2 separate regions of the Homo sapiens genome follow, and region 2 is linked to region 1. The links are chromatin loops, found by intact Hi-C in ENCODE. Cell type or tissue: GM12878. All regions are shown on one strand. Each heading gives the region's core, and the rest is flanking DNA. Links, peaks and the distances in the headings are about the cores only.

Region 1 (11,634 bases), core at 1,926-9,925:
GTGCATGGAAATATACTTGTAATTTCAACATCGTCCTGTAGCTGGACACAGCAGTTGTGTCTGACTGTGATGAATGTCTGCATACTAAATGTGGAGCTGCTTGCAAGACTTTGACCTTGGGAATATTATTTTATCTGAGCCTTGGTTCTTCATCTGTAAATTGGGCATAACAATAGTTTCTATCTCACAGATTTACAGTGGGGATTAGATTCTATGAATGCGTATAAAGTTCTTAACACACGATTAGTCACTAATTCCGATTATAGTAAATAAATATTGGTAATATTTCTGTTATTACAAAGATTTCTATTAGTGGTAAACCAGTTCCGGTGTTTGAGAGTTCTTCTTTGACTACAATGTCACCCGCACCGAGGTTTGTATTTTTTCAGTGCTTGGCTTTGCTCTCCCTCTGAGCCTTAACGCTGTCCTCTGGCCTCTCTTTTCCTCACAGGTCCTGTTCTCGAACATCGAAGACATCCTGGAAGTTCATAAGGATTTCTTGGCCGCCTTGGAGTATTGTTTACACCCGGAGCCGCAGTCTCAGCATGAACTTGGGAATGTTTTCTTAAAATTCGTGAGTACCATGCCACTGCCCCTGGTGGACTCTAGTTTTTGAAAAGTGGGCTTCTCCCTGGGTCCCTGCCCCATCCGCCTTCACCAGCTTCCTCTGTAGGCCTGTCTGGGAGATGGGGTAGCAAGGTGGGCAGGTGGGCCCAGTCTGCATCCCTGGAACTATGGGAAGTAGGTCAGGCCCAGCAGGCTGTGGGCATTTTTAGTGACTCTCCTTTCCCTCAGCTCCACATAGAGGGTGGGCCCTCACTGAATGCATGTGTCCTGGAGTCCTGCGACCTCCTGGCCTGGCGGGGCCCCTCTGCCACAGTGACCATCAGAGGTAGCTAGTGGCCAAGAAGAGATGGACTTGGCATCAGACAGACCTGGGTTTGAGTCCCGGCTCAGGCACCCACTGGACAGTAAGGGTGTCTGATCCTGGGGTGCCCCGTTGGGCTGTTGGTCAGAGAGGCTGACGCTTGTTGCAATAGCCTCTCTCTTCCTGCAAGATTACTAACGCATTTGGAATTGTGGGTGGTAGGCTGGAAGAAGGAAGGCAACTGCTTTTCCATACCCTCTTTTTCTGTACTACCTGGGACCCCCCTCACAGACAGAAGAACCCAAGCTAGCCTCACGGGCACGAGATGTGAGCCAAACTCCTTTGCCTCTCTGAGCCTCTATTTCCTCCTGTAATTGCAAAGTAGGGACAATTCCGTATACCTCCTAAGGTTGATGGCCAGACTCAGAGGTAAAGCAATCGGGTAGAGAGTCTAGAGCAGAGCTTCTCAGCTGGGGTGATTCTGGCCCCCAGGGGACAATGGGCAATGTCCAGACACATTTTTGGTTGTCCTAGCTCTAGAGTGCTACTGGTTTCTAGTAAGTAGAGGCCAGGGATGCCACCAAACATCCTATAATGCACATGACAGCCCCGACAACAGAGAATCATCTGACCTCAAATGTCAGTGGTGCCAAGGTGGAGAAACTTTGGTGTATCAGCACTCGGCCACTGTTAACTCATCATCATCATCATCATCATCATCATCATCATCATCATCATCACTAACTCACTTCTCCAAGGGATCACATCTGAGTGGCTAGAGCCTAAGATGATGGAGCTGTGTGACTTTGCCCTCAGAGGGCAATGGGGGGCAAGTCTCATGTGCGATCAGGCGTGCAGACTACCCCAAGATGCAGTCATTCAGCCAAGGGCCAGCCACTCTCTACGTGAAAGTGAGGGCAAGGAGAGCTTCTGGCCAGGCTGCTGAGCCACTCATGAACTGTGGTCCTCTCAGCAAGTTGACTGATCTTGTCTGTGCCTCATTGTCCTTTTACCCATAAACGGGATAAATCCAGGACATTGTGAGGATTAAGCAAGATAATACAAGGAGCCTGCTCAGTGCAGCTCCTGGCACAGTAAGTGCTCAATAAATGTCGACGTTATCTTCCTATTCACATAGCGGACGCTCCTCCATCTTTGGAATTGGACAAATAAGAGCACAATGGGGCGCAGGTGGGCTGGGTGCTAGCGGAGGGCATTGAGCAGAGGAGGGAAGTGGTCCACAGGCCCTTTGGCTGCTGTGAGGGGGAGTAGCTGTGGAGGGAGAACTGGAAGCCGGGAGACATCTAAGAGGTTACCCCACCAAGTGAGATGACGGTGCCTCGGACCAGCATGGTAGCAGTGGAGATGGTGAGAAGGGGCAAGTGGCCACAGTGTGCAGTAAAGGTGTTTGAATAGGAAAATGAAAAGGATGGGAGGGACAGTCTTTCCTTTGGGTTCAGAGGAGACAGGAAGTGCTTTTTCTCTGGAGCCAACAGCCAACGTTCAAATCCCTGTTCTACTGCTCGCCAGCCCAGTGACCTTGGGCAAGTCCTTTCACCTCTCAGGGCCTCAGTCTCCAACTCTGTAAAGTGGGGGTAACGACAATTCCTGCTGCAGGGGGCTGTCATGAGGATGAATGACCTGGCTCAGCACCAAGCTAATGCCGCGTGTCAGCTGTGAGTGTTACTCCGGCCTGCTTCCTGGAGGGGGTGGGCTTGGGGTTGGCTGTGATGTCATGATCCGAGCTTGCTTAGGATTGCCTATACTTAGCAAAAGTGGGAGAAAGGGTCCTCAAGGTGCACTGTCCAGTTTGCCAAAAGCCCTGGCCCCCCTCATTCCTTTGGCTTCTCTGTCTGAGCCCCAGAGGCTGTGGGGAAGTGGGTTTAACTCGCTTGTCAGTGAGGAGCCCTGGACCCTGAGGACACAGCGGGGCTATTCTCACCTCTCTCTTTCTGCAGGATTCCTGACTTGCTCAGAGATGCAGCGGAGGGCTGGGGGGCTGGGGACGGGGAGTTCAGTGTGCATGAAGCAACCTCTTTTCCGTGTCCTCTCTTCTGCTACCTGGGACCCTCCTCATGTAGCCTCATCAAACTAGGCACCTGGTGAAGGCTGCACTTACCATCAGAGTCATGACGTGTGGAGGGTGGATGTTTAGGCCTTTGTGGGAAGTTGTTCTGTGCTGGGGCCTTCCTGGCATCCTCCCTGGGCCTGGGAGATCAAGCATTTTAGAGCCCAGCTGCTCGACTTTGCATCCTAGCTCTGCTACTTCCTTGCTCTGGGATCCTGGGAGAATGACCTTACCTCTCTGTGCCTCAGTTTTCTCATCTGTAAAGTGGGTATCACAAAACTCACCTTCTAGGGTGGTTGAGAGAATGAATGACGTTGGTAGAACCTGGCACATAATAAGTGCTCAGGAATTGTTTCTCACTTGGGTAATGTGCGCATCTGTTCACGTGATCCAGCGCTTTCTGGCACCTCCCAGGCTTCTCTGGAGTGTGACTTTGTGCAGGGTGCCCAGACCTGGGATCACTGAGCCCCATTCCAGGCGATCTATCATGAGCCCCCCTGCACCTCAGCAGGGCTCCCGTCCTTCCAGCCTCACAAAGCTGCTGTGATGCCCGGGCACAAGGATGAATGTCGGAGGCTTTGACAGAGATGAAGTATTTTGGAGATTGGTTCTCCCCTGAGCCAACAGAGAGACCTGCTGGAAACATCAATCAGATCTCTTCAACCCCTCTCCCAGCACCCTCCAAAGGTTCCTGCCTCATTGGAATAAAATCCCCACAGCCCGCCAGGCCCTGTTCATTCCTCGGAACTTGCTCCCCTGGCTCTAGCCACACGGATCTCCTCGCTGTTCCAGAACATGGCAAGCCCATTCTCACCCCAGGCCGCTTCCTCTGCTGGACCAGTTCCCTCAGACATCCCTGCGGCTCTCTCCCTTCTTGCCTTGAAAGCTTTTTGGAAATGCCATCTTCTCCGCAAAGGCCTCCATGCCCTCCTGTTTAAGTTGCTGCACTCCTGCCCTTCCGCGCCCCTCCCCTACTCTGTCATTCTCAACAGAACAGTCCGCATCACCCTTTGACACATCGGATCTTTTGCCCCTTTTTGCTTATTGTCTGTCTCTCCCTAGAATATAAACAACATGAGGACAGGGACTCTGTCATGTTCACTGCTCTGTCTCTGCATCAGAAATAGTTCAGCCCCTTAGCCGGGCATGGTAATGTGCACCTGTAGTTCTAGGTACTTGAGAGGCTGAGGTGGGAGGATTGCTTGAGCCCAAGAGGTTGAGGCTGCAGTGAGTTGAGATCATGCCGCTGCACTCCAGCCTGGGTGACAGGGTGAGACATTGTCTGAAAACAAACAAAACAAAACAAAAAATAAAATAAAAAAAAAATCGAGCCCCAAGCTCACTTGCCCTCTGGACATGCAAGCAAACTGAGAGAAAGGTTAAGCTCAAGGTCACGACTGTGCCAGCCGCAGAAGTGGGCTTTAGGCCATCCTAAGGGCTAAGCCAGTGTTCTTCAGTTCAGCTCACACGCTAAGTTTGTAATTTTTGCTATATCTGAGTATTCTTTGTATTATTATTTGTTTAATGCTTTAAAAAATTGATTCACTTATCGTTTGAACCCGGGAGGCAGAGGTTGCAGTGAGTCGAGATTGTGCCACTGCACACCAGCCCCTGCAACAGTGTGAGACTCCGTCTCAAAAAAAAAAAAAATTGATTCACTTAACAAAACTTCAGTGAACTTATTTAAAAAGAGAAATTTGCATCATCATTGAAAATAGAAAATGAGTGCTATAAATAGAAGGTAATTGTCAAAATAAATGCAGTAGAAACCAAACGGTATTACCGCATTCTATCTAGAAACTCTTAACTACTTGAGCCTTTCAGCCTGAGGCTGCTTACATCACACCAGCTAAGACCCTCCTTGAGCTAACTGGACCTATTGAAAAAGGAGCCAGCGTTCTCAGTGTGTGATACAGTGTTTTTTAATTTAAAATCATCTTTTTAATTAAAAATTAAAATTATCACGCCTCTTCCTGCCTGCTCACGGAGGATAGGTTGAGTCAGTCTGTCTCAGGAGTTTTAAAGGCCACACCTCTGTAGGTTGGGTTTCTGGAAGCTGGCGATTTGCACACAGGTGGGCCCTTGGAAGCAGCTAAAGGAGAGGTTGCAGAGGCTCCACCCCAGCCACTGATAGTCCCATCTGGAAGGAACTCTGGAACTAGGATAGCTCTTCAGATTATGCACAATTGCAGCAAGTGGGCAAGGCCTTTGCACCCTTGTTGCCCAGTGGGCTGTCCTCAGGAGTGGGTGTACCGCCTCAGACAGGTGGCCCTCTTAGGCTGAAGGCAGCTCTAGGAGAGGGCCTTAGCTGAGGGTCATTGTCAGCCAGCACTCCCAGCACCTGGGGTAAGGGGTGTCTCTGTCTCTGTGACAGGCATTTGAGGAGTGCACCATGGCATCCACTGCAGCCCCAAAGGAAAGAGGTGCTGGGTCCACTCTCCTTCCCAGGCTTGTTTACTCCATTTACTCCCTGCTTGGAAACATTTTCCCATGGCCATGGCAGCATCTGGGCTGGTGAGATGCTAATCGGGAACAGAGCTCTTGCAGACAGGCTCTCCAGGAGAGGAAGGGGCCCTGGCCCACAGTCCAGCCCGCTAGTGTCACCTAACTGATCAGATGGGGGAAGAGTCCCTCACCCCCTTTCCCCAAAACCCAACCACTAACTACTGAGTTTATCATAAACTAGCACCGAGTGGACATTTTCTTTGTGCTGGGTTCTGTTCTCTGTGCCTTACAGATATGCATTCATTAAAACTTCACAACACTCTTTAAAGGTGGTTACTATTATTGTACCCATTTTACAGATGAGGAAACCAAGGCCCAGAGAGATTAAGTTATAGGGCAAGCTTACAGAGCTAGGAAGCATCAGAGCCAGGATTTGAGCTGACACAGTCAGGCTGTAGAGTCTGTGTTTTTTACTCTTATGTGATGAGGTCTCCTGAAATACATAGTAAGCATCTCCTGTGTGCCAGGCTCTGCACTAGACCCTGGGGATGCTGTACTAAGTAAGACAGACTTGCTCCGTGCTGCCACGCGGCTCGTAGGTGGGAGAAACAGAGGGTAATTTAACAAATGAGGTCATTTCAGATGCCAGTGCAGACTGTGAAGAACATAAAATGCAGATGTGGTAAAGAGTGACTCTGCCTGAGGTTGCTTTCAATCGGGAGGTCAGGGCCAGGGCTGCTAGATTTAGCAAATGAAAACAAAGGACACCCAGGGAAATTGGAATTTCAGGTAAACATCAAATAATTTTTTAGTGGAAACATGTCTTATGGAATATTTGAGACATACTTATACTAAAAAAAATATGTGTCTGAAATGAGCATTCACCTGGGCATCCTGGGGTTTATTTTATATCTGGCAACCCAAGGGTGGGATGGCCTTTCTGAGGGGTTGGAATGGGATGATCTTGGGGAGGGTGGTCTGGACCAAGGTGAGAAAGGGCAGAAGCCCTGAGCTGGGAGCAAGCTTAGCTCATTTGAGAGAAGAAGGGAGACTGGCGTGGCCAGAGCAGAGTGAGTGATAGAGAGAGTTTGAGGGTGTCATAGTGGGGGCAGGGCAGATCCTGTAGGGCTTTGCGTGCCGAGGTGAGGACTGTAGATCTTATTCTGAGTCAGTGAAAGCCATTGCAGGTTTTAAGCACGGGAGTAGTGTGGTCTGATTTCTGTTTTAACCCCCCTCTCCCCACAGCTGTATGGATGGGTAAATAATTTGGGGAGACTGTTGAGAAACTGAGACCTGATTCTCACTTCTCTCCTCCCCACTGGAGAATATGTCTGCATGGGCCAGCTCCTTCCCTCTTCTGGGTCTTAGTCTTGCTGGCTGTGAAATGAGTGGTTTGGAGCTGATGGTCTCTGTGGAGCCACTGTCACCTGGGTATTGTGGACAGCAGCTGCCACCTCTCACAATCCTTGAGCCTTTCCTGGGGGTGAGCTCCCCTCCCCTGGCTGTTTCCAGCCAGCAGCTGTCCCCTTCTCCCCCCAAACCCACAGCCACATGTTCCGTACCCACCACATCTGTGTATGCACAACTGTTTGTCCGTTTCTTCCTGGCAAAGCAATCAGAGCCCCATGTCGGGCCTCCAGGAGGAAATGGAACACTTGGACTCTGAGCTGTCAAGAGCAGCGTTTCCGTATTTGCAGGGTCTCAGGCCTGAGATGCAGCTGGGGTCAGGCTGGATGAAAGGACACAGGCGTGATTGAACTGGGCACGGTGCTGCAGAGGGGATGTTGTCCTTTGCTAAATTTAACTTCTCCAAGCCTCAAGCGTTGGGCCCCTGCCCTTCCCACAGGCTGAAGGAGAGGAAAACATTGCAGACCTTGTCGTAGAAGGGGGCTCAGGGGATGAGGAATGACAAACCAGTGGTGAGCTTGTTACCCCCTCTCCTGCACCTGTGGCAGACATTCCTAATCAATCACAGCATTCTGTCTCTAGGCTTCCTGTGGGGCCCCAGAATCCTCCTCACCAGTGTTCCAGCTGGCACTACCCAGTGACTGGGGTTGGTATGTGGGAAGAAACCGATTTGTCCCTGCTTTCTGGCCCAGTCCCTTCCCTTCATCTCTGTGGAGATGGACAGAGAGACCCTGTCACCTCACTAAGATTTGGGTCCATGTCTTTCATTTTCTGCCTTTAAGAGTGTGCATGTATCAAAACTGTCTTTGCTGTACGTGACAGAAACACCAGTTCAGATAGGCTTAAACAAATACAGGACTTTACTGATGCATGTCAGTGAAATTGTTCAGGAGTGTAGGTTGGCTTCAGGCATAGCTAGATCCAGGACTCCGTATGATGATTTCAGGACCAGGTCTTTCTCTGATCTCAGGCTCTGCTTTTATCTGTGCAGTGCTGATTTCACTCTTGGAGAATGGGAGGGGCTTATGGGGTGCATGCCTCACATGGTGGCAGGGGTTCAACAGCAGCTCAAAGAGAGTTTCTCTTCCCAGTGATTCCAGCTCGAGTCCTTGCGGGCTCTTGCGGCCCAGCTTGGGTCACATGGCCACTGTTATTAGGACGGGGAACTCTGATTGGTTTTGTCTGGGTCATGTGCTCACTTATGGTCCCTGGGGTGGGGTGGGACCAGCCTGGGAAGAAGCACAGAGCTGGTCTGAGGGCCCTTTAGCCTCTCCGTTCCTCCTTCTCTTTTCTTCCTTTCATTCATCAAATAGTCACAATACCTGCTCTCTGCCAGTGGCCGCTGACCCCATTGACATCACAGCAGTGACCTCAACAGATGAAAACGCCGTCCCGATGGAGCTGACAGTCCCAGGAGATTCAGGGGAGAAGGACAGTGCATGAATGAGACGTAAAACATCCTGGGGTCAGGGACCATCATAATTCCCAAAATCTGCCTGGGACCCTCCCGATGCTTTCCCTAAACCCACGAGTCTATCTGCTGCCTTCCTCCTGACTCTGCCTGTCTTTTTTTTTTTTTTTTTTTTTTTTTTTTTGCTGTCAAAACCTTCCCACCTACTGCCCTACCCTGTTCAATAAAAAAGGTAATGAAGTTTCTGAAATAATCATGCTGGTGATAATAGCAACAACATTATTAAGCAATAATAATACTAGTTAATATTTAGTGAACACTTACTATGCACCATTGGAAGTCCCTTAATATAAATTCACCTGCCAATCCTCACAACACCATTATGGTAATGATATTGTTGTCTGTACTTTATGGATGAGAATGCAGAGGCCAAGAAATGTTACTTGTCTTGACCAAGAGCTGGTGACCGGGAGACTTGGGCTATGAACCTAGATGGTCTGGCTGCAGAACTTCTCCTTGGCACTTACAGGGTTGATGCTGATAGTGGTTGGTGAGAGTGGTCATGGTGGCTTTTTATGTCACTGCAAGTCTTCTCTGCAGGAGCAGGTTTCCAGACAGGCCAGTTCCTGTCACCTACAACAAAATAGTTGTACTCTTTCTTCCTCTTCCTCTTCCCTGCAGCCTGCATCACCACAGTCTGCAGCTGAAATCCTGGTTCCAGGTGTGTCCAGCAGCCCCCACTCACAAGGTTTTACCTACGGCTGAGTGATCCCCTGCAGCTCAGACATCTACTCACCCAGCTCTTTTGGCCTTGATGGTCCCTTAGGCCCATTTGAGACAAGTGGGAATAGAAAAAGGTCTGCCTGGGCAGTGTTGGGGGTGCTGGGGTCCCCTCTTCTCCTTCCTTGCCATGTGTTGGCATCTCAGTGGACTGCAGATACTTGATGAGTGAGTGGTGGTTTGTGACTCAGTGCATGTGTCCATGTGCATGCTGACATTGGTGGTGGTGTTTGGAGCATGTAGTTTGCATGCTGTAATGCTTGAGATCATTGTGTGGTTTCTTGGAATATGCATCAAGATTGTGTGTCTTGTGGTATGTGTGTGTGTATGGGGGTGCACTGTGGGTAATTGTAACATGGTTTGTCTGATATTTTCCCCCATTGATCCATGTTTGTCGATTGTGTTTATGTTTGTTGTTAATACTTGTAGAGTACTTTGAAGTATTGTGTGGTATTGAAGTATTGTGAAGTATTGTGTGCCAGACACCGTTCTACTCATTTCACATATATTAAGTTATTTCATCCTCCAGCATCCTAAGTGTTGAAGGTCAGTTATGATGTCCATTTTGCAGGTGAGGAAACCAAGGCCTAGGGAGGAGAAGCACTTGCCCAAGGTCACCCTCTACTTAGGGAATGTGGAACTGGGTTTCTGGAGTCACTCTGTGCCCTTCAGTATTCTGGTGTAGTGCCCTTGGGATGCAGCTTAGTCTAGATTTGTGGCTTGAAATTTGTACCCTGGGTATTTGCCTCCCACTCCCATCCCTACCCTATGCCATGACCTTGAGCTGACACTGTCACTGGGGTTAAGGGGGTTTGAGTCCTGGTTCTGCCACTGCACTAGCGGCGAGACCCTGGGGAAGCAACTTTTCCTTGGTTTTGTCATGGGTATGTGAGTCTGTTACAGTAGTTACCATGTAAGGCTGTCGTGGGGAATGAGTGAGTTCACCCCCATTCCAGGAGAGCAGCGTGCAGCCTGTACTACATGCTGGGCAGCCTGTACTACATGCTGGGCAGCCTGTACTATGTGCTGGGTATGTACTCTGTGTTAGCCATCAGCACTGACCTGGGCACTTTGTGGCTCAGGGTGTCTGCTCAGATGATGCACACAGAGCCCCCAGAGTGAGCTGGGGTGGGCTGGGGATGCCTGTTAATTCTAAACCCATCCTCCCTTCTCTTTGGTTTCCTATTTCCTGCAGCCTCCCATCGGAAGGCCATCTGGGGGCTTGTTTAGAAACAAGATGAGCTGCTTGCTTTGTGGACCCACCTCTTCCTTCCTTAGCTTGTTCGGGTCTCTTGCACACCCCCATCCCTAGCTCAGGATTGAGGCCTTGCAACCCTTCCTCCTCCAGTGACCTCACCCACGCCATCCTTGTTTAGGGTTTGGCGGGTTCTGTGAACCATCTGGAACCAAGAATGCTCAGTTGAGAGCTTCCTGCTAAGAAGGCTCCTGTCTCTTCCAGTACGGGAAACCCTGACTGATGGTTCTGGACCTAGTGACCCACAGGTGACCTTTAGTCTGGAAGGAGTACATCTTTGGGCTCAGGGGCATCTGGAGGTCAACAGAGCTAGCCCCCAGCTATAACAACTCTGACTTAGGGACTTTTATTAACTCTACCTTACAGATAAGGAGACCGAGGCACAGGGAAGTCAGGTAACCTGCCCAGGTTCACAGGAAATACAGAGCCGTGGTGCAAGCCCAGGCTGCTCTTCTTGAGTCTATGCTCTTGACCCCCAGGCCACACTGCTTCCCAAAAAGTTATTCAGGCCCCTGAGTGCAGACCTGGGGCAAGAGTGGAGGCTGGGAAGCTGGTAGTGAGTGGAGCCGCTTTACCTGAGATACCTCCTGCTGTAGCTTCTCCTGGGTCAGGGTAGTCCTTACCCCTACCCTACCAGCCCAGTGGTCAGCATGTGTCAGGGCACCTGCCTGCTACCATGACCTGCCTCCCACAGGCTCTGTCCTTGTCTTGCAGAAGGACAAGTTCTGCGTGTACGAGGAGTATTGCAGCAACCATGAGAAAGCCCTGAGGCTGCTGGTGGAGCTGAACAAGATCCCTACCGTGCGCGCCTTCCTTTTGGTAAGTTGACCCGTCAGCCCTGGTGCTCCCTTGCACTCGGCCTCATCCTTGTGGAATCTGGGCACAAGAGGACTTCATGCTGCCCCATGGTGCCAAATCCTTTCCTTGGCTGGGGTAATCTCCTGCCTAAAGCAGGGATCGCCAAGCCTTTTCCATAAAGGGCCAGCTGGGGAATATTTTTGGCTCTGCGTACCATACAGTTTCTGTCACCACGACTCAGCTCATGCCATTGTAGCATGAAAGCAGCCCTAGAGAATGTGTAGAGGAGTGGGTGTGGCTGTGTGGCAATAAAACTTTATTTACAAAAACAGGCAGAGGGCCAGATTAGGGTTGACTTTGCCCATTCCTGGTCTAAAGTAAGGGTTCTATTAAAAATGGCAGCAAGAGTAGTAATTATTAATACTACTGTCATTATGATGGTTATTAGGATTACTAGTATTTTTAGGATTATTTAATTATAAATGAAAGAAAATCCAATTAAAACTGGCTTAAGCGGCCAGGTGCGGGGACTCACGCCTGTAATCCCAGCACTTGGGAGGCCGAGGCGGGTGGATCACTTGAGACCAGGAGTTCAAGACTAG
Region 2 (11,634 bases), core at 1,774-9,773, 49 kb before region 1:
AATCAACTCATAGGCTAGTCACAAAAACCCCTATGAGATACTGCAGTGGCTCGCTTCTGTGCCTCAGTTTCTTTATCTGTAAAACAGCTTCCCCATAGGACTGCTGTCTGGTACCCAGCAAGCACTCAATAAATGTTAAATAGCACTGCTGTCTCCCCAACATCCAAGGCCCAGTCCCCGAGGACTGTAGGCAGCCGGGGCCCCTCTTAGGGACCCTGTCCCTGGGCCTCTCCTCAGCCCCTCTCTTTGTCTCCGTGGCCATGGCAACCTGGCTGGGTGCTTGGCACTTCCCGGCCCAGCCCCCAGCCTGACCAGCCGGCCTCCTCCTCTGCAGAGGCTGCCCTGGCAGGCTCCAGCCTGGCTGGGAAGCCACCCCCACCACCCACTGATGGGGGCTCCTGGGCAGTACTGGTGCTGCCCTGCAGTGTGGGAAGGACCCCAAGCAAAGGCTCCTGCTGGGCCTCCTCTCTGCCTCCTGGCCTCTTTCCTTCTGGAGTGGAGAGAGAGCTCTTGTTTTCATTGTCCTGGTTAGCTCTGTCTTCCCAGCTTTGCCTCCAGCTTCCTTCAGGACTCTCTGTCCGCCCCTTGCCTTCCCTCTCTCTGTTTTTCTGTCTCAGTCTCATTCTCTGTGCCCCTATCTCCCTCTGTTTCTCCCTCTCACTGTCTGGCTTCTGATACTTCATTCACAGGCTGGTCCCTGCATCTGAGAATGAGGTGCAGGGCACCTTGAGGTCCCTTCCGTGCTCAGAGACAGGGCCTTGGTTTAGAGGGGCTCGTTTGCAGCTCCCAGTAGCTCAGTGAGAGCCTGCTGCTCCAAATTATGGGGGTGTTCATAAGGGGGTCCTCCCACTCTGTGGGGTAGGGGTCCTCTTGTCCCATGGGGGCTTCTAGTGAGTGAGGGGATCCTTTAGCCCGGTGAGGTCATATTCTGCCTGGTGAGTAAGGGGTTCTTCTCCTGGCCAGACACTTGGGAGGAGATGGGCTACTGAGCCACTTGCTTTGACATCTGAGCCAGCCATGTGAAGGGCTTGGACCTAGAAAACCCAGAATGGTTTCTTCCCATTTCCCTGGGAGTGGACCACTGTGAGTCGTTAAAATCATCATTTATTAATGGCCAGAACTGACCCTTACATATGAATAAGTAATGCTTCCATGTAATGCTCCAGACTTGTAGGGTCCTTGGGGACCCGAGAGGGATCAAGATTAAGAGAAAAGCCATTCCTGTCTGGCCTTTGCCTCGGGCTCAGAGAGAGTAAATGATTTGCCCGAGCAAGGGTTGCAAATCCAGATCCCTATGGCTGTGACCGGTAAAGCAGCCAGTGCAGGAAAAATCACGTAACCCTCTCCCCCTAACTTTGTCTCTCTACTTTCAACATCGATGTGGATATAGAGGAACATCTCTTTACCCTTAATCTCTCTGTACCTTGGTTTTCTCATCTGTAAAATGGGAATAACAAGAATGCCTATCTCATAGGTGTTTCTCTTTTTAATTTTTTAATTGAGTATAATTCACATGCCATAAGGAATTCCCCAAAGTGTCCACTCCAGTGGCTTTTGGTATATTCAGAAGCTTGTGTAACTGTCACTATCTTCTAATTTCAGAACGTTTTAATCACACCTGAAAAACAACCCAAACCCATTGGTAGTCACTCCCCATTATTCCACTTCCCCAATCCCTGGAACCATTAGTCTACTTATTTATGTATGTATGTATTTATTTATTTATTTTGAGACAGTTTCTTGCTCTGTTATCCAGGATGGAGTGCAGTGGCACGATCTCAGCTCACTGTAGCCTCTGCCTTCCGGTTCAAGCAATTCTCCCCCCTCAGCCTTCCAAGTAGCTGGAACTACAGGCGCATACCACCATGTCAGGCTAATTTTTGTATTTTTAGTAGATATGGGGTATCGCAATGTTGGCCAGGCTGGTCTCGAACTCCTGACCTCAAGTGATCCACCCAACTTGCCTCTCAAAGTGCTGGGATTACAGGCATGAGCCACCATGCCTGGCCCACTAATGTACTTTCTATCTCTACAGATTTGGACATTTCATATAAATGGATATAAATGGAATCATACTATGTGTGTGTGTGTGTGTGTGTGTGTGTGTGTGTGTGTATTTTTTTTTTTTTTGTATCTGGCTTCTTCCACATTGTAATATGTGTCAGAATTTCATTCCTTTTTTATGGCTGTATCATATTCCATTATATGGATATACATTTTGTTTATCCATTCATTAGCTGATGGACATTTGGGTTTTGACAGTTTGGCTACTATGAATAATACTGCTATGCACATGAGTGTACAAGTTTTTGTATGGAGATAGTTTTTATTTCTCTTGGGCTTTTACCTAGGAATGGTCTCATAGGTTTCTTGGGACGATTGAGTGAGTTCATAAAGTACAGCTCTCAGAACAGAGCCTGGGACAGCGCGGGTGCTAGATGTGTGTTAGCTCCTTTTTTTTTGAGATGGAGTTTTGCTCTTGTTGCCCAGGCTGGAGTGCAGTGGCGCGATCTTGGCTCACAGCAACCTCTGCCTTCTGGGTTCAAGTGATTCTCCTGCCTCAGCCTCCTGAGTAGCTAGGATTACAGGCATGAGCCACCATGCCCAGCTAATTTTGTGTTTTTAGTAGAGACCGGGTTTCTCCATGTTGGTCAGGCTGGTCTCGAACTCCTGACCTCAGGTGATCCACCTGGCCTCCCAAAGTGCTGGGATTACAGGCATGAGCCACCACGCCTGGCCTTAGCTCTTATTTTTATAAAACAATGCCTCAAGCCCTGGGCCTTGGATGTTGGGGAGACAGCAGTGCTATTTAACATTTATTGAGTGCTTGCTGGGTGCCAGACACCAGTCCTATGGGGAAGCTGTTTTACAGATGAAGAAACTGAGGCACAGAAGTGAGCCCCCACAGGCAGGCCCCCAACCCCAATCTGTGCCTTCTGGAGCACATGTCCCATGTCAAGCAAGCAGCCACCTCTCAGCCCCAGGCAGCAGTCCCCGTGCGGGAACTCGAGCCCGGTATTGCCAGATCTCTTGACTTCTTAAAGACATTTTCCAATGGCAGGAAATGTGGAGTTTTTGGTATGAAATCACTCGATTTTTAAAAGTTGGCAACTCAATCACATTTTTAACAAACACTTCATGGGCCAAACCAAACATGACTGTGGGCCAAACCTGTGGGTTGCCAGTTTGCATACTCTGCCCCCGGGTTGACTTGTTGCTGGTGGTGAGGACTTTGCTGGACACTGAACTTGATTTCAAACATTTCTGAACCTTGGGCACCCCTCTTTCCTGGGGAGTTCTGGCTCTTGTCCGTTTCAATTGTGTTGAAACCTGACCCATCACTGGGACGGTGGGCTTGTTGAGGACCCCCATGGCAGCTGGTCATCTTGGGATTCCTCCCTGTCACCCCCCAGGGTCATAAAACGAGACTTGCTCATATTGGGTGCTTATTCTGTAGTCCTTGACTTTACCCCTCACCAGCAGGGTGACCTTGGGGCAAATGACTTGACCTCTGTGCCTTGGTTTCCCCAGCTATGAAACGGGTAATAATAACACCTCCTCTGGGTTTGATGCAGCACTTAGGACAGCGTCCAGCACGTGGTAGGAGCTCAGTCATGTCAGCCACCGTTATTATTACACACAAATGCACAGACGTGCAGACACAGCAATGCCAGGCTCTGCCATCTGGCAGCAGCAGCGCGAAGGTAACGATTTATTTCTGTGTGCTTTGTCTGTCTGTGTTTACCGAAGGGAGTGATATTAGTGTGTGTGTGTGTGTGTGTGCATGAATCTGCACAGTTCCAAGTCAGCTAGCTGGGGTGCCGTTTTCTGCATGCATATCTCCTTGCATAAGTACAGTGTATGCATTATTCATGCACATGCGCACACTCTCACCCTCTCACATATTCCTGGGAATAAATATGTGTTGGGGTTCCCGGGTGGTGATAGCAGTCACCTGAGCAGCCAGTAATGTTTCAGTTGACTGGGGAGGGTGGGAGCTGATGGGGACAGGGTGGGTAGAGGTAAGCAGATGTTCTGGAGAATCTGGGTGGCTGCTGCTGGGGATGTTGGGATATGGCAGGGAAAGTGTTGAGTGCACTGAGGGCTGGGCTGTGGGACTTGGGTGCAACCCACAGCTTGTGGCTGTGGCTGTGGGGAAAGGTGCTGGGATTTGACTTTCACTGTCTCGGCATTCAGTGTTGGAGTGGATGGAACAGCCAGGCTTCCTCTAGGGCGTGCCTAACAGGCCCCTGATCCTTTCTCTGCCTCCCTTCACCTTCCCTTTCTTCTCTTCAGCATATTGCAGGCTCTAATTTAGGCAAAAACTCCTCAGAGTCTAAGAAAAGCTGAAGCATGCAGAATGAGCACAACAGAATTTAGCTGTCTCGAGAGGCAGCCTGGACCATTGAATTTATCTTTTTTTTTTCCGCACTCATGTTGAAGACTTTTTTTCCCTGTTAAACTTCTTAAATTACCTTGCAGCCCTCCACCCTCCTTTTTCCTTGGAGCCTGGGGAGAGTGGAGCCTTTTGTTCCTCTGTTTCCTCTCTTCCGTTCCTACTTTCGGGGGAGGCTCGTGGAACTTGAGGTTGCTTCTGAAATAGAGAGGTGGTTAGACTGGGTCAGCCCTAGAATGGATTTGACAACTTACTCATCATATTGTTAGCTGACACTTACCAAGCACTTAGGATGCATCCGGCTGTGTCCTGAGCATTCTGCATTCATTAACTGACTTATTTCTTCTGGCTGCCTTGATGGAAGTGTTCCTATTGTCCCATTTCACAGTCCAGGAGACTGGGGCACAGAGAGGTTTTGTCACATGCCCAGGGTTCCTCAGCGAGGAAAGGCTGAGCCAAGTCATGAACCAGCAGTCTGACTTCAAAGCCCACACTCTTAACTACAGCACTCTACTACTTCTTTGCTAATGGGTTCATTCAGCATATTGGTTGAGCACCTACTACGTGCCAGGCCCATTTTTCTCCTTCTTTCCTCCCCTTCTTCACTTCATTCTTTTTCTCCCTTCTTCTTTCCTCCTTATCCATCACCCATCCATCTCCCCACCCACCCACCTGTCCATCCATCTGTCCATCCATTTGTCATCCGTCCGTCTGTTCATCTGTCCGTCCAGTATTTCCTGCAATATACTCATTTCAGTATCAGTCTTATGATTTGTATAATATTCAAATACCAGTCACAACATTGTCTATATAATATTTTTACTCAATCTGAACCTCCTCCCTTTTTAAAAACTTTATAGTCTCAGCTTAATAATGTTCATGAAATAATGGTTTTGATATGATAGCCATAGTTACTCATATCAACATAAAAATACTCATTTCAAGTGGCTGCGTGGGGGCTGGCTGATAGCCTGGCCCTGCCACAGACAAGCTGTGTGACTCTGGGCAGGTGACTCCGCTCCCTTATCTATAGCACGGGGAGACTAATGATACCCACTGCTAAGGGTGTTGTATTAAATGAGATAACCATATGAACGTGCTTAGAGCAAGCCCACTGGCCCATCCTGAGCTCTCAGCAAGCCCTGACTGTTGATGATGTTGTTATTACCATCATTATTACTCAGAAAACCTCTGTGGTGAGGAGCAGAGTCAGGGCCTGAGGCTCTGCAGGTTGTCCCGTGATGAAGGTGGATGGAGATGTTGAGGAAGCAGATGGTAGATCGCACTGTGAAGTTGGGTGAAGCTGGGAACCTTCCATGACATTGGAGGAACTTGTTCCATTCTGAATTGGTGGTTATTTGGAAGGGGTAGACATGGCCGAACTTTGAAGGTTCTAGCTAAAGTCAGGGTTTTATTTAATCCTTGCATGGTGGGGCTCAATGTGTGAGTGAGTGTCTTAGTCTATCTTCTGTTGCTCATAACAGAATACCTGAAACTGGGTAATTTATAAAGAAAAGAAACTTTCTTCTTACAGTTATGGAAGCTGAGAAGTCCCAGGTGGAGGGGCCACATCTGGTGAGAACGTTCTTGGGGGTTCTAAAGAGACTCGAGGCAGTTTAGGGAATCACGTGGCAGGGGGGCTGAGCACACTAACACGCCAGCTCAGGTTTCTCTTCCTCTTCTTACAAAGCCACCGGTTCCACTCCCATGATACCCCATTCATCCATTAGCCCGTTAATCCGTGAATGCATTAATTCATTCATGAGGGCAGAGCCTCTTATGAGCCAGTCACCTCTTACAGGCCCCACCTCTGAATCTTGCCACAGCGGGTATTTGTTTCCAACACATGAAATGTGGGGGATGCCTTCAAACCATAGCAGTGACTGAAAACCCAAACCAGTCAGACTCATATAAGAGAAGAAGTATAATAGCCCATGAAGCTAGACCTACAGCTTCAGGTAGAGTTTGATCTAGGGGCTCAACGTACAAAGAATTGGCTTCATCCTGTGCTCTGTGTGCCTCAGGTGGGGGATGAGCAACACCTTTCAAGCAGCATCAGGGTACTTTACGGTAAAATGAGGGAATAGAAGCTGGTGGCCAAAGAGCTGAAGCCTGCCATCATCCTCAGGGCCAGAGCTTCTTTGAAAGAGGGGAGCTTCCTGTTTGAGGGTGGTAGGTGGGCATTTGGGTCCAAGCTCTGTGTTCTGCTACTGAGATTTCTGAAGGACATTTGAGGGCTGCTTTCATGACTCATCTTTGAATGAATTCACTCACCCAGGTTACATCATATCTCCAAACATCTGCCTCTATCCTGCAAAAGGCTCGAGGACACTGCCCGCCTGTTCCCTGGGTGGTGGGGCTTTCTTAGCAGCAAAATGTTCCCGGCTTACAGAAAACTTCCCACGGGCCTTTTAAATCCATCAAGTGAATTACAAGTTCAATTTGGGTTTGCACACATTCTCTCATGGTCCCCCGCTCTAGGGCTGGATGTGGCTGATTCCTGGGTGCGTTAATCTCGAAGCCTCCGCCATCTGCAAGTGAAGTTTAGCTCCCACATCGGCAGTTTTCCTGCCTTGCCTTTGCTTGTGTATATGTGACTTCCCTAATTTTGAGGTTTCTTAAAAACAGAGAAGATAAAACAAACCACAGCCATATTTCCCTCCTCCAGCATCTGGTGGCCACTTGTAATTTGTAATGTTGGGGAAAAAAAGTGTTTTGATCATTTTTCAAAATTAGACTTAAAAAATGTATCATTGGGTGTTCCTGTGTTAAAAGTTTGTTTTTTCTTTTCAGAACATTTTGCAACCAGACTTCTTTAGGGGTTTCCTTAGTCCTTCTTCTGTTCTCCAGATCAGCTTATAAAATTCCTTGCAAAAATGTTTTTTTGTTTTGTTTTGTTTTTTGTTTTATGGTTGCTTTTTTTTTTTTTAATGTAAGGGGGAAGACGAGGGTTTTCGTCGTCCTGCTTACATAAATCCATAATGTGGGGAGCAGCAGAGAGAGTAAATGAGCTCGAGAGTGCTCAGGCCTCTGAAACATTCTCTTGTGGACCCCGGCTGGCCGGGGGCTGTTTGCTGCCAGCGGGCATTCGCTGTTCCTTCAAACACTTGTAATGTGTGATGTTTTGGAATCAGCCTTTTTTCTTTCTTTCTTTTTTTTTTTTGTTTGTTTATAAAGGACCTTTATGATGTCTTTGAAAAGAAATCACTAGACAGAGCCAGCTTTTACATGATTATGAGATTTATGTATTCATAAGTGCCGTGTCGTCCTGGGATCGGGGGAAGCAGACACGAGTGTCAGGGTCTGTTTCCAGGGCTAAAAGGAAGAATCCTCCCCAGGCCTCCTCAGGGAGGGCCAGGGTTGAGGGGCGGTGGGCACTGTCGCCCGTCACCATGGTGAGGAAGGAGGGTGTCAGGAATGGCCTTCCAGCCCGCTTCTCGCAGCCTTTGCTGGACGTTTCTAGCCACCAGTGAGGCCCAGAGAATGGGTCCCCAGAGGGTCATCAGCATCTTATGCTCAAGGGGGCTTCTGAGAGGTTCTTGGAGTGTGTTGTGGGGAGGGGGGGCTGGGAGGGTCAGGAGTCGCATCCTTGTGACCTCTTGTCCTTCCCACGCCTCCTCCTCTTTCCCTCCCCTCCACCTCTCCCTTTCCTCTCCTCCCTACCCTCCTCTCTCTTTCTCTTTCTCTCTCTCTTTTTCTTTCTTTCTCTCTCTCTCTTTTTCTTTCCTTCCTTCTCTTTCTTTTCTTTTCTACTCTTCTCTTTTTTTTCTTTTCTTTCTTTCTCTTTTTTTTTTGACAGAGTCTTGCTTTGTGACCCAGGCTGGAGTGCAGTGGCATGATCTTGGCTCACTGCAACCTCTGCCTCCCGGGTTCAAGCGATTTTTCCCACCTCAGCCTCCTGAGTAGCTGGGATTACAGGTGTGCACCACCACACCTAGCTAATTTTTGTATTTTTAGTAGAGATCTGGTTTTGCCATGTTGGCCAGGCTGGTCTCGAACTCCTGACCTCAGGTGATCCACCTGCCTCGGCCTCCCAAAGTGCTGGGATTATAGGCGTGAGCCACCGTGCCCGGCCCCCATCCTCCCTTTTCTACCCTATCCCGTTTCCCCGCCACTTTCTTTCTCTCCTGCTCTCCCTCCTCTCCCTGAGTCTCCTTGTTGGTCATGTCTTGGGCCCAGGTTCTAGGGTCTCTGTAGGATGGGTCCCCAAGGGTAGGTTTGCCTAGCCCTTTAGAAAGTCCAAAACCTACATGCCCTGAAAGGAGGCAAATAGATTTGTTGCTTATTTGTCCTCCAAGGGGGTCCAGCTGCTTACCACCCCCCGCCCCCAGCATGCCACCAGGACCCCTCCCAGGGAGTTTTGTTCAGGCCTAGATTCCAGGTTTGACCTCACCTCCCCGACTCACCCCCTTTCTCTGCCCAGAGCCATCCTGGCCCCTGGCTGCTCCTCAGATGCTCGGGTCCAGCCCAGCCCCATTCTCTTCCTGCTGTGATCCATGAGCCCGCTCAGGCCCCACTGTCTTCATGGACCCTCCTCATGGCCTTTTCTGAACCCCCTGCTGGAAGGCACCGGCCCATCCATCCCGGCTCTTTCTGCCCTGTGGCTTTGCCTGCTGCTGTGTTGTCTGTCTCCCTTTGCTAGAGGTAAGCTCTGTCTTCCTGTGCCCTCCGTCTCCACCGCCTGCCACATGATGGGGGCTCGTCAGTATTTATGGAATGAATTTGGGGACATTGGTGCACTTTTTTTTTCCTGCTGATGCCTTGGATCAAAACCCTCTGAGTGCACAGGCTTACTGAGGGAAAGCAGAGGGGCTGCTGGCACCGGTGGAGGTGGTGACATCTTGAAGGTTGGAGGTAAAAGCCCAAAGAGACTGGCCAGCTGGGACAGGTACTTCTGTAGGGTGAGAGGGGGTGTCCCTGGAGTCCGAACATCAGCGATGAGGCCTGAGCTCAGCCCTGGCTGGCCGCTCTGCTATCTGGTGCCAGGCTCTGTGGATGAGTTTGGGGAACCTTGGGTGGTCACAGTGGCTGGAGCCAAGCCTTGGCACCACCAGGGGGTCCCACCCAAAGCCAGTTTCTTGAGCAGAATGGATGGCAGTGGAGGTACCAGTGGCGCTCAGCATCTTTGCAGCTTCGATGAGTGGGCCCTAAAGGTGTCCTCTGGGCTGGTGTTGGCTGCCACCCATCACAGGTGTGGGAGCGGGGCAGCCACTGCTGGTAAACCTCCTGTGGGCTTGTCAGAGGAGACCCCAGGCAGGAAGTAGGCTGACAGGCAGATCAGCACTTTAAAAAAATATGCTTCATCGAAATAGAAATTATATCTGGCTGGGTGCAGTGGCTCACGCCTGTAATCCCAGCACTTTGGGAGGCTGAGGCAGGCGAATCACCTGAAGTCAGGAGTTCCAGACCAGCCTGGCCAACATGGTGAAACCCCATCTCTACTAAATATACAGAAATTAGGTGGGTGTGGTGGCAGGTGCCTGTAATCCCAGCTACTTGGGAGGCTTAGGTAGGAGAATCGTTTGAACCTGGGAGATGGAGGCTGCAGTGAGCCGAGATCATGCCATTGCACTCCAGCCTGAGTGACAAGAGCGAAACTCGGTCTCAAAAAAAAAAAAGAGAGAAAGAAATAGAAATGATATCTGGAAGAACCTACCCATTTTAAGTATATACTTCAATGAGATTGCACAAGGGAGGGTCTGCTGGCTACACACAGGGAGCTGTGGCTGCTTCTGTCCAGCCAGTGGAGTGGGAAGGAGCTGCTGTGGGCTCAGGTGGGGTCAGGAGGACCCAGGACATTTAATTCCCAAGGTTTCATGCCCAGTCGCCCACTTGCCTTTCTCTTCTGGTGGGCTCCCAGTTCCTGTGGGCAGGTCGGCTTCTTGACCCCCAGAAAAGGGGCTTCTTTAGGGAAGAGGGGGAGGCCTTTCGGTCCAGCAGTGTGCAGATCAGGACGGCCTCACTGTCACAGAATAATTGTTACCAAAATGAGGCCTGCTGCTGAGAACTCATTGAAAATGGGCCCTAACATAGCAATATTGAGAATGTGGGGTGGCGGGGGTAGAGTCTAGATGAGTCCTTCACTTTGAAGAAGAAAACCACAATCCTAAAAATAGGTGGAATTTTATCCCGTCAGTAACTGTATTTAGAATGTAATAACAACATTGCATGAATTCTTAGAATCAACAAGGAGGGAACCAAGTGTTATTTTTTACTGTTGGGGGTATGTGTAATTTTTCTGATAAAATTAAATGATTACACGATGCCACATCATTCATGTAAGGTTTCACTTTATAGCATGATGATAAAGAGTCATTTTGCAAAACCCCTGGAGCCCGTTTTTGGACTTCTTGTGCACTCTCTGATGGTCAGAAAAGTTCCTTTGGAACTTCTTATGTGGTCTTCCTGGGCTTTCTTCACTCTCATTGTGAGCCAGCGACTCCTGGGTCTTTATTTGTTTATAGCTTTGCCTGGCAGCCAGCTGTGGTTCTCCAGCATCACTTTCACTGATGTCATAAAACCCTGCATCTTTTGCAGGATTTGCAGTTTCCTTTTGCAACTGATTTGCTTTCCGTTCACCTTGTGTTGTGACTGTGGTATATTCAGGAGCGTGAGATCCATAAAGACATGGAGGGGACATTAGCAGGTGAGCTGTTTGAGCAGGAATCACTTTAGAAGTGGCCAGCTCATTTGGGGTATTTTGAAGACAATGACTTTTCTTCCTTGGGGTACTTGGGTAACAGGTAGTGGTGAAGTGGATACTGAAGAAACATTTTAAGATGTGTCTTTGTTCTGGGAGATGCTGCTGAGTAGTCGAGACCAATCTCACTCCTGAGACAGGCAGGGTATGATTGAGACACGGTGTCAGGGTGCTGTGGGCTCTCGGTTTTCCTCCCGTACATCTGCTTAGGTCCTTTGTTATTTCTCCTCTGCCTCCTGGGTTCCGATGGTTTGGGGGTGCCAGCCCCCACCTGTGGGCCTCTTCTCTTCCTGGTGATGTCACTTGTGTCCTTTGTACCATCCCCACCTCTGGATTGCACCCGGGTATGGCCACTGTCTCTTTGCCATTGCTACTTGGATCTAAAATAACACCTGAAACTACACATGTGCTGAACCAAATTCCTCATCTTGCCCCTGTAACTGGTTCCTCCCTCTCTCTCTCATCTCAGCTAATGGCACCTCCATTCTTCCACTTGCTCAGGCCAAAAACTTCGGAGTCACTCTCCATCCTCTGTTTC

Evidence for each region. Peaks named below come from ENCODE experiments on the same cell type or tissue, not always from the same donor. Only the 100,000 strongest peaks of a DNase experiment are listed, where the experiment ranks them.
Region 2: a loop joins it to region 1, with 5 times the contacts of the local background. A loop is called at or near these places in 11 of 110 quality-filtered maps.

The regions. Positions count from the first base shown.
Region 1 is chr20:48,733,965-48,745,598 of GRCh38, reverse strand. It overlaps PREX1 (phosphatidylinositol-3,4,5-trisphosphate dependent Rac exchange factor 1), which reads left to right. Exons shown (of 40, transcript NM_020820.4): 3 at 452-574; 4 at 10,949-11,053. Among named protein-coding and RNA genes, the nearest start is that of PREX1, 88 kb to the left of the region's middle. RefSeq lists an enhancer at 4,898-5,007. In GM12878, for the core only: no CTCF peak of the experiment used is centred there; DNase peaks (open chromatin) are centred at 4,718 and 6,568; H3K4me3 peaks cover 1,617 bases; H3K27ac peaks cover 4,821 bases.
Region 2 is chr20:48,783,299-48,794,932 of GRCh38, reverse strand. The region is part of intron 1 of PREX1 (phosphatidylinositol-3,4,5-trisphosphate dependent Rac exchange factor 1); the gene reads left to right. Among named protein-coding and RNA genes, the nearest start is that of PREX1, 39 kb to the left of the region's middle. RefSeq lists enhancers at 1-433, 434-1,089, 5,615-5,714, 5,815-5,874, 6,455-6,514 and 2 more and a silencer at 4,636-4,735. In GM12878, for the core only: no CTCF peak of the experiment used is centred there; DNase peaks (open chromatin) are centred at 6,122 and 6,635; H3K4me3 peaks cover 2,777 bases; H3K27ac peaks cover 6,097 bases.